2 separate regions of the Homo sapiens genome follow, and region 1 is linked to region 2. The links are chromatin contacts, found by Hi-C or POLR2A ChIA-PET in ENCODE. All regions are on one chromosome and are shown on one strand. Each heading gives the region's core, a stretch centred on a gene start or an enhancer-like site at or near the end of the contact. The rest is flanking DNA. Distances are from core to core; before and after follow the strand shown.

What was found. Hi-C counts contacts between places; a loop is a spot of excess contacts on that map. ChIA-PET counts read pairs that join two places held with the same protein, here RNA polymerase II (POLR2A). Pooled maps may share reads with other maps.
Region 1: a loop to region 2 is called in a pooled map, with 2.3 times the contacts of the local background. The contact joins two enhancer-like sites. A Hi-C loop is called at or near these places in 1 of 50 pooled maps. POLR2A ChIA-PET finds 5 or more read pairs at or near these places in 5 of 52 experiments (H1, HEK293, WTC11 and 2 more).

Annotation. Positions count from the first base shown.
Region 1 is chr6:33,195,541-33,198,931 of GRCh38, forward strand. It overlaps RXRB (retinoid X receptor beta), which reads right to left. Exons shown (of 10, transcript NM_021976.5): 3 at 2,768-2,924; 4 at 2,222-2,401; 5 at 894-1,066; 6 at 367-496; 7 at 30-162. Among named protein-coding and RNA genes, the nearest start is that of RXRB, 3.4 kb to the right of the region's middle. RefSeq lists a silencer at 2,117-2,317. Within about 2 kb of position 2,116, at least 7 of the 41 ENCODE cell types and tissues checked have a DNase peak (open chromatin) inside an H3K27ac peak, as active enhancers do.
Region 2 is chr6:33,090,494-33,094,039 of GRCh38, forward strand. It overlaps the pseudogene HLA-DPA2. Among named protein-coding and RNA genes, the nearest start is that of HLA-DPB1, 16 kb to the left of the region's middle. Within about 2 kb of position 1,643, at least 2 of the 41 ENCODE cell types and tissues checked have a DNase peak (open chromatin) inside an H3K27ac peak, as active enhancers do.

The DNA of each region.
Region 1 (3,391 bases), core at 866-3,365, 110 kb after region 2:
ACATGCCAGCCTAGCCGAGGGCCACTGACCGATCAAAGATGGCTCCTACTCCTGCTGAATGGGCTGAGTTGCGGTGCACGTGAAGACCTGTGGCAAGGAGGATGCCATCTCGAACATCAATGGATCGGTGTGAGAAGGAGGCAATGAGGAGTTCATTCCAGCCTGGGTGGGGCAGCAAGGGTCAGGAGCCAGAAATCAGGCCAAGGGATTCAAAGCACATCAGTGGAAGAGAAGGAGAAAAGAGGTGGCGAGGTCAGCAAGTTTGGCTCCCTGGGTACGCAAGGTAAGGCCACTGGGGTCACTAAAGATCGGGAAGTCAAAGAGGGGTCAAATGTCAAGAAGTCAAAGGGATCCAAGGTCACTGACCTGCCCGCAGCAATATGACCTGATCATCCAGAGGCAAGGAGGAAAAGTGTGGGATCCTCTTCGCCCACTCAACAAGCGTGAATAGCTGTTTGTCAGCTGCCTGACAGATGTTAGTCACAGGGTCATTTGGCTGCAGGGGACGGGGGTAAGAGTTATGGAAGATTTTGAGATATGCTGGGAGCCCCCTTGTAAGAGGCTTTTGACACCCCCTCCTTACATATAGTCTTCCTGTGAGCCCCATCCAAACCAATCCCTGTAAGTGAGTCTTCTCTTCTGGCATTAGTGCAAACAATTATTTATTTGGGACATGCCTATGGTTCTGCCAGTGGGTTGTTTGGGGAGTGGAGACAGAAGGAGCTATCACATCCACCTCAGATGTTTGAAAGACCTTGTTTGGCAGCACCTCCAGTCCCAAGTAGTGTTAGGAAGGTTATGAGGGGAAAGGAGGGGGAGGGGATGTAGAACAGACCTAGACTGCCTCCCCCAACCCCCATCACGAAGGAGAGTGGATTGACCCCAACACTCACGCTGCTGCCGCTACCCCCGGTTCCCCCAGGACCCTCAACGCCCTGGTCACTCTTCTGTTCCACAGCAAGCTCTGCCTCCAGGATCCTGTCCACAGGCATCTCCTCGGGGGCTCCCCCAGCCCCCTCCCCATCCCCATCCTTGTCCTTTCCCCGCTGACGCTCCTCCTGTACCGCTGCAGGGGGAAGGGGGAGAGAAAAAATGGAAAGTCAGCAGCCAGCCATGAAGGGGTTCCACAAATATCCTTACGGCCTCATCAGGATCTCATGGCCCTTGGGAGATATTTATAGGAATTGGGGAAGTCACTAGAAAGGGTGGACTGGGGGCAGCCCTGAAGGAAGGGTTATAAAAGGGCAGGTAAGTCAGTCGGGAAGGGTGAGGTAGGTAAAAGAATTAGGGAGGAATTTAAATGGAGAGCCTACTACATGGTTAAAAAAAACATGCCAAGATTCAACCTGAGAAAGCTGATTGAAAAAAAAAATTTTTTTAAATAAAATATGCCAAGAAACATGCTAAGCACATTTTACCATTCACTCAATTATCATAATGATGCTGGAAGCATTTATTCTCATTTTTAAGATGAAGAACTCGGGGTTCAAAGAGATTAGTTTGCTTAAATTCATATAATACATGGCAGGTCATACAACTGACTCTAAGTGTGTCTGAGTGCAAATCTTGTGCTCTTCTGACTCAACAAATAGGCAGTGAAAGGAGCACTGGCCTAGGTCTTTGAAGATGTGGGTTCTGATCCCAAACCTGCCTGCCACTCCTTTGTTGCATGACCTTGGGAAAGCCAAGCCTCAGGCTCATCTTCTCTAAAGTGGGTGTTTTGACCAAGATATGCTCTAAAGTGTCTCTCAGAATCCTAGGAATCTGACTTAAGAAGATAAGATGGAGACACAGAAGAAGGAAGGGAAGCCCTGAGGTCTTCAGTAAAGTCTGTAAGCTTAAGAGTGCCCAGTCCCAGGAGTTAGAGGAAAGATCACAGATAACAGGAGACAGAGACCAGAGAAGGTCCATGGAATCAGAGGAGGAACCACTCAGGTTAGAAATGGGGAGACAGCCCATCATGGCTAAGGAAAAGTTATCCTATCCTAGGATCAGTCTAGGGAGGGGTCATATGTGCAGGCCACAGAGGCCTAACCATTAAGAAGGAAACTCAAGGGCCAGAACAGGGTAACAGGGAGGAGAGCTGCGAAGGGAGAGAGAAATCAAATATCGCCCTCTAGAGGAGAGAGAGCAGTCCACCCTTCCAGAGAGGTACACAGTCTGAGTGGGATAAGGGAGAAGGGCATGTGGTCTAAGACGCCTGGGCAGGGCGGGTCCTTACCCTCCCTCTTCATGCCAGTGGCCAGGCACTTCTGATAGCGGCAGTACTGACAGCGGTTCCGCTGGCGCTTGTCCACTGTGCAGTCTTTGTTGTCCCGGCAAGAGTATGTAAGGTCTTTGCGGATGGTGCGTTTGAAGAAGCCCTTGCAACCCTCACAGCTGTAAACCCCGTAGTGTTTGCCTACAGGGAAAGGGGAGGAGCAATAAGAAGGTTGCATGGAGACACCTTCACCATTTAGTCTGTTTCCAATCTCCCCCTAGCAAAACTTAAAGTCCTCCCTGTTTGCCAAATACAGAGATAGGGAACCAGGAGCTGAGTGATGATCCAGTCCCAGTCTCCTCACTGTTCAGAAACCCTACACGCTGCTTCCTTTTCCCTCTGACCTTCCCCCCAATCGCGTCCTACATCTCAGCTTCAGCTTCTTTACTCCCATCAGGCCTCCCCCAGGTCACTTGCTCTGACCAAACTCCATAAGCCCTGGGAATCCCACAGGTGATGATACATGGCCCAGACTCTCCCTCTCTGTTCATCCTCTGAGCCACATACCTGAGCTTCTGTCCCCGCAGATTGCACATAGCCGTTTGCCAGCCCCAGGGCCACCTGGAGGGGGTGGACAGTGCAGGCCCCGGACCCCTAAGACTGGTGGCTTCACATCTTCAGGGGGGCCAGACCCACCCCCAGGGAGTGACACTGTTGAGTTAATCTGGGATGGGGGAAATAGGGAAGTCACAGGAAGACTTATTGGGAAGCAGAATGTCACAGAAGTGATGGAAATCATTCCCTACCACTAAGCAAGGCCCTGCAATGCACATTCCAGAGGCTGTCATTTACACTGCAGTCTATGTGAAAGGCCATCCCTGGAGCACAACCCCAAAGTGAATAAACAGGCCCCCCCTGAAATTGTGCAACACAGTGACCCTGAAGGGCAGGTGTCTTGGGAAAGCAGATGGGATCAAAAGGGCAGAAAATCAGATAGATGAAAAGGACATCAAGAATATCAGAATTAGCCGGGCGTGGTGGTAGGCACCTGTAATCCCAGCTACTCAGGAGGCTGAGGCAGGAGAATTGCTTGAACCCAGGAGGCAGAGGTTGCAGTGAGCTGAGATTGTGCCACTGCACTCCAGCCTGGGCAACAGAGCAAGACTCCATCTCAAAAAAAAAAAAAAAAAA
Region 2 (3,546 bases), core at 393-2,892:
AATCAAATTTTGAGGCAATGAAAACTTTAATGAGACCTCTGGCAAGACTCCTAAGGAAAATACAGGAGATTCAGAACGAAAAGGGTAAATGACATTTATACACATTTTAAAATGCAAAATCTTACGACCAACTCTATACATATAAATTTGAAAATTTAGATAAAACGGATACGTTTCTAGAAAGATATAAAGGTCAAAACTACAGGAAGAAATAGAAAACTAAAATAGAGTAGAGAATATCAAAGAAATTGTCATGGGAAGCAAAGAATCGCCTTCCAAAGGGCCCTGTCCTGATCTTATTGCAGATGAGGGTGTCCTCCCACATTTCCAGGAGCAGATCATGCCTCTTACACGTGTGATTCTAGAACATAGAATGGAACAGAATTTTTGAGATCATTTTATGAGGTTGGTTCATTTATATTTCCAGAGCCAGCTAAGAATAGTACAGGAGAACAGGATTGTGGACTAATTTTAGCCATGTCACTGAATCCAACAGTACATTATAAAAACAATACGTTTTGACCAATTTTAGATTTATTCTAGGAATGCAATGATTCTTCAGTGTCAGAAAATATATAATGTGGTTAACACATTAGTGGACTCCGCAAAATTCATATTAATTTAAACTGAATTCAGCTCAAGACATAGACAGAATTTAATCAATTTCATGACATGTTAAAGGTAGTGAACCAAAAATCTATAGCATATATATTTCAAAGAAATGAGGTGGATTGCCTTTGAGATTGTGCAAAAGATAGGATGTCCTTCGTTGCTGGAAATGTTTAACATAGCATTGGAAGTTCTGAACATCACTCTGCGGGCAGAAGAAAATTAAGGCTGTGTAAAATGTAGGAAGACAGATAGTGACTGCAGATGAAATAATCTAAATACTGGACAAGACTGCAGCCACTGCAGGCCCAAAGCCTGGGTTTAAATCCAAGCTTTGCACTTTGAAGCTGTGTGGTCTTCACCTCTCCCGGTGTCTGATTCCTGCTCTGTAACATGAAATAAATAAGAACCAACCTCCAGATGTAAATAAGTGAACACATGAGAAGCACTTAGAATAGTGCCTAGAACATAGTAAGCAACTCAATGAATGTCATTTCTCATTACATTTGTTAATGTTTTTATCCAGCCCAATGGCAGTAAAACATCAATGCTCAAAGAGCCCCTGGTGAAGTGTTTCTCTTTCCCACTCTTCACCCCTAACTTGTTACCTCGTCTTTTCCACTCTGTCCCTAATACACCTATAGGATGACTCATAGGAGCCCCTGGACCCGGGGATGCTGTCAGATCGCTTGGTCTTTGAGACAATGGTGCCATTAAGGACCCCCGCCAGGCCCACCAGCAGGCCGAGGGCACAGACCAGCATCTCCATGGTCTCAGGCACCTGGATTAGTTCATGGACCTCTGGGGCACCAAGGGAAGACAGAGTTATAAGGTACAGAGAGCAGGGGCTGGCCTTGGATGTGGGAGGTGTTGGGTATTCGAAACCATGAGATGGTGAAATTTGGATAAAGTGACCATAAAACATGGGATTGAGGAAGGCAGGTGCTGAGGGGCGATGGGCCCAGGAAATAAAGGTGGTGCCAAGGCCGTGAGGGCAGAGGGAGGGCGCTCCATACCCCAGTGCCTGAGGAGAGGCTGGTGCAGGCCCCAGTGCTCCCCCTGGAGGTCACAGGTGTCCTCGGCCATGGGAACGAGGGTCAGATAGTGGAACCTGTGTAATCTGAGTTTCTTGCTGGGCAGGAAGATGGTCTCTGCAATACCCTCAATGACTGGCTCCCCATTGCGCAGCCACGTGATGTTCAGCACTGGTGGGAAGAACTTGTCAACATGGCAGACGAGGGTGTTGGGCTGGCCCAGATCCACAGGCTCCTTGGGAAAGACGCTTACCTCGGTGGGGGCTCCAAAAGGGGATAGAACCCAAGGAGCCTACTGCCATTGGCTGATTCTTAAAGGTTCCACCACCCCAAGTCCTATATTCACCAGATTAGGGGCCACCTCTCCCAGGCCCATCCTCCTGCTCCCCTAGGGCTCCTGGACAGGGTCACAGCTTCTCGTGCTCCTGACCTGGCCCCCTCAGCCCAGCCTTTCTCTTGAGTAAGAAGAAAATGCCTCCTCCTCTGCTGTCCTAAGAACCCAGCTGTGTGGACCCAAGATTTCTCGCTCTCAGGGAAGGGGCTCATTCATGAGTGGGCATCATGGCCTCTAGTTCTATGTGTGGCAGAGAGGCCCTCCCATCCCTCCAGCTGGACTCTAGAGGAACAGGCAGCTATAGGCAGTGCCATTTGTGGCCCAAGTCTGTTTGGACCATTGATCCGGGTGTTCAAGTGCTTCCTTGCCATGACGATGCCAGCAATACCCCTCTGAGAGGAACAGGCAGCTATAGGCAGTGCCATTTGTGGCCCAAGTCTGTTTGGACCATTGATCCGGGTGTTCAAGTGCTTCCTTGCCATGACGATGCCAGCAATACCCCTCTGAGCACCAAAGTCAAAGGTGTGAATAAACTCTGGTAGAGGCCAGACCATCTCCTTCTCATCCAGGTTCACGTAGAACTGCTCCTCCTCATCAAATTCAAACATATACTCCCCAGAGGGTCTGTGCGTCTGCACAAACTCCGCATATGTTGACACATGGTCTGCTGCATGAAGGAGAAGATGGAGAATGGGTGAATACGTAGGATGCTACACAGAATGCAGGAAGCAAACAGGTAACAGGAAGGTTATTGGGAACATGAAGGAATAACACAGAAAATGAGAAATGCAAATGAAAGAAAAGAAAAGGAGTGAGAAGAAACAAAGACAGAAATGACCCATGGACGATATAGGTTGTTTCCCTTGTCCCTGAAGACTTAACATCCGTCTATGATAATGGTAATGCTGAATACAGTAAGATAATATTTATTGGGCACTTACTATGTGCTAAACTTACTCATTGAATCTTCACACCCCCATGTAGAAGAACTTATTTTCCATAGTAGGGAACTGACCCCAGAGGTAAAGTAACTTGTCCAAGTCACACAACTCCTGGTAGAAACAATATTGAGTAGTCCTCCTACCTCATTCCTGTAGGATCTCAGAAACCCTACAGGACAATACATTAAAAATTACTGATATAGCCATAAAGCAAGGCAGGGAAGTGGAAGGATGGAATAAATATTTCAGAGTGGAACAAAATCGTGAAGGACATGAAAATACCTCCAGAGTCTTAGTGACATTTATAGACTTCAAGTTACATTCTTACTTTTAGAAGAAAAATGATACCTTCTATAATTTTATCCACAACACTTACATTTTAGGCAGAGTAAATTTAAAAGTATTATCATTCACATAACATTCACAAAATTGTCTTGTGGAGTGTAGTTTTCAAGTGTAGTTTCACCTGGAAATACAAGTTGTTGGCATTTGAAAGACCTATGGGATAGTATCTTAGCTTTACCTGATACATAAGAAGCAGCAACTGGTTGATAACAAAAAGTGAATTATTATTACAGTGAATTACAGAGAGTTTAGGGTTCGGCCTGGAAGAGGAAGTGAAGCCAAA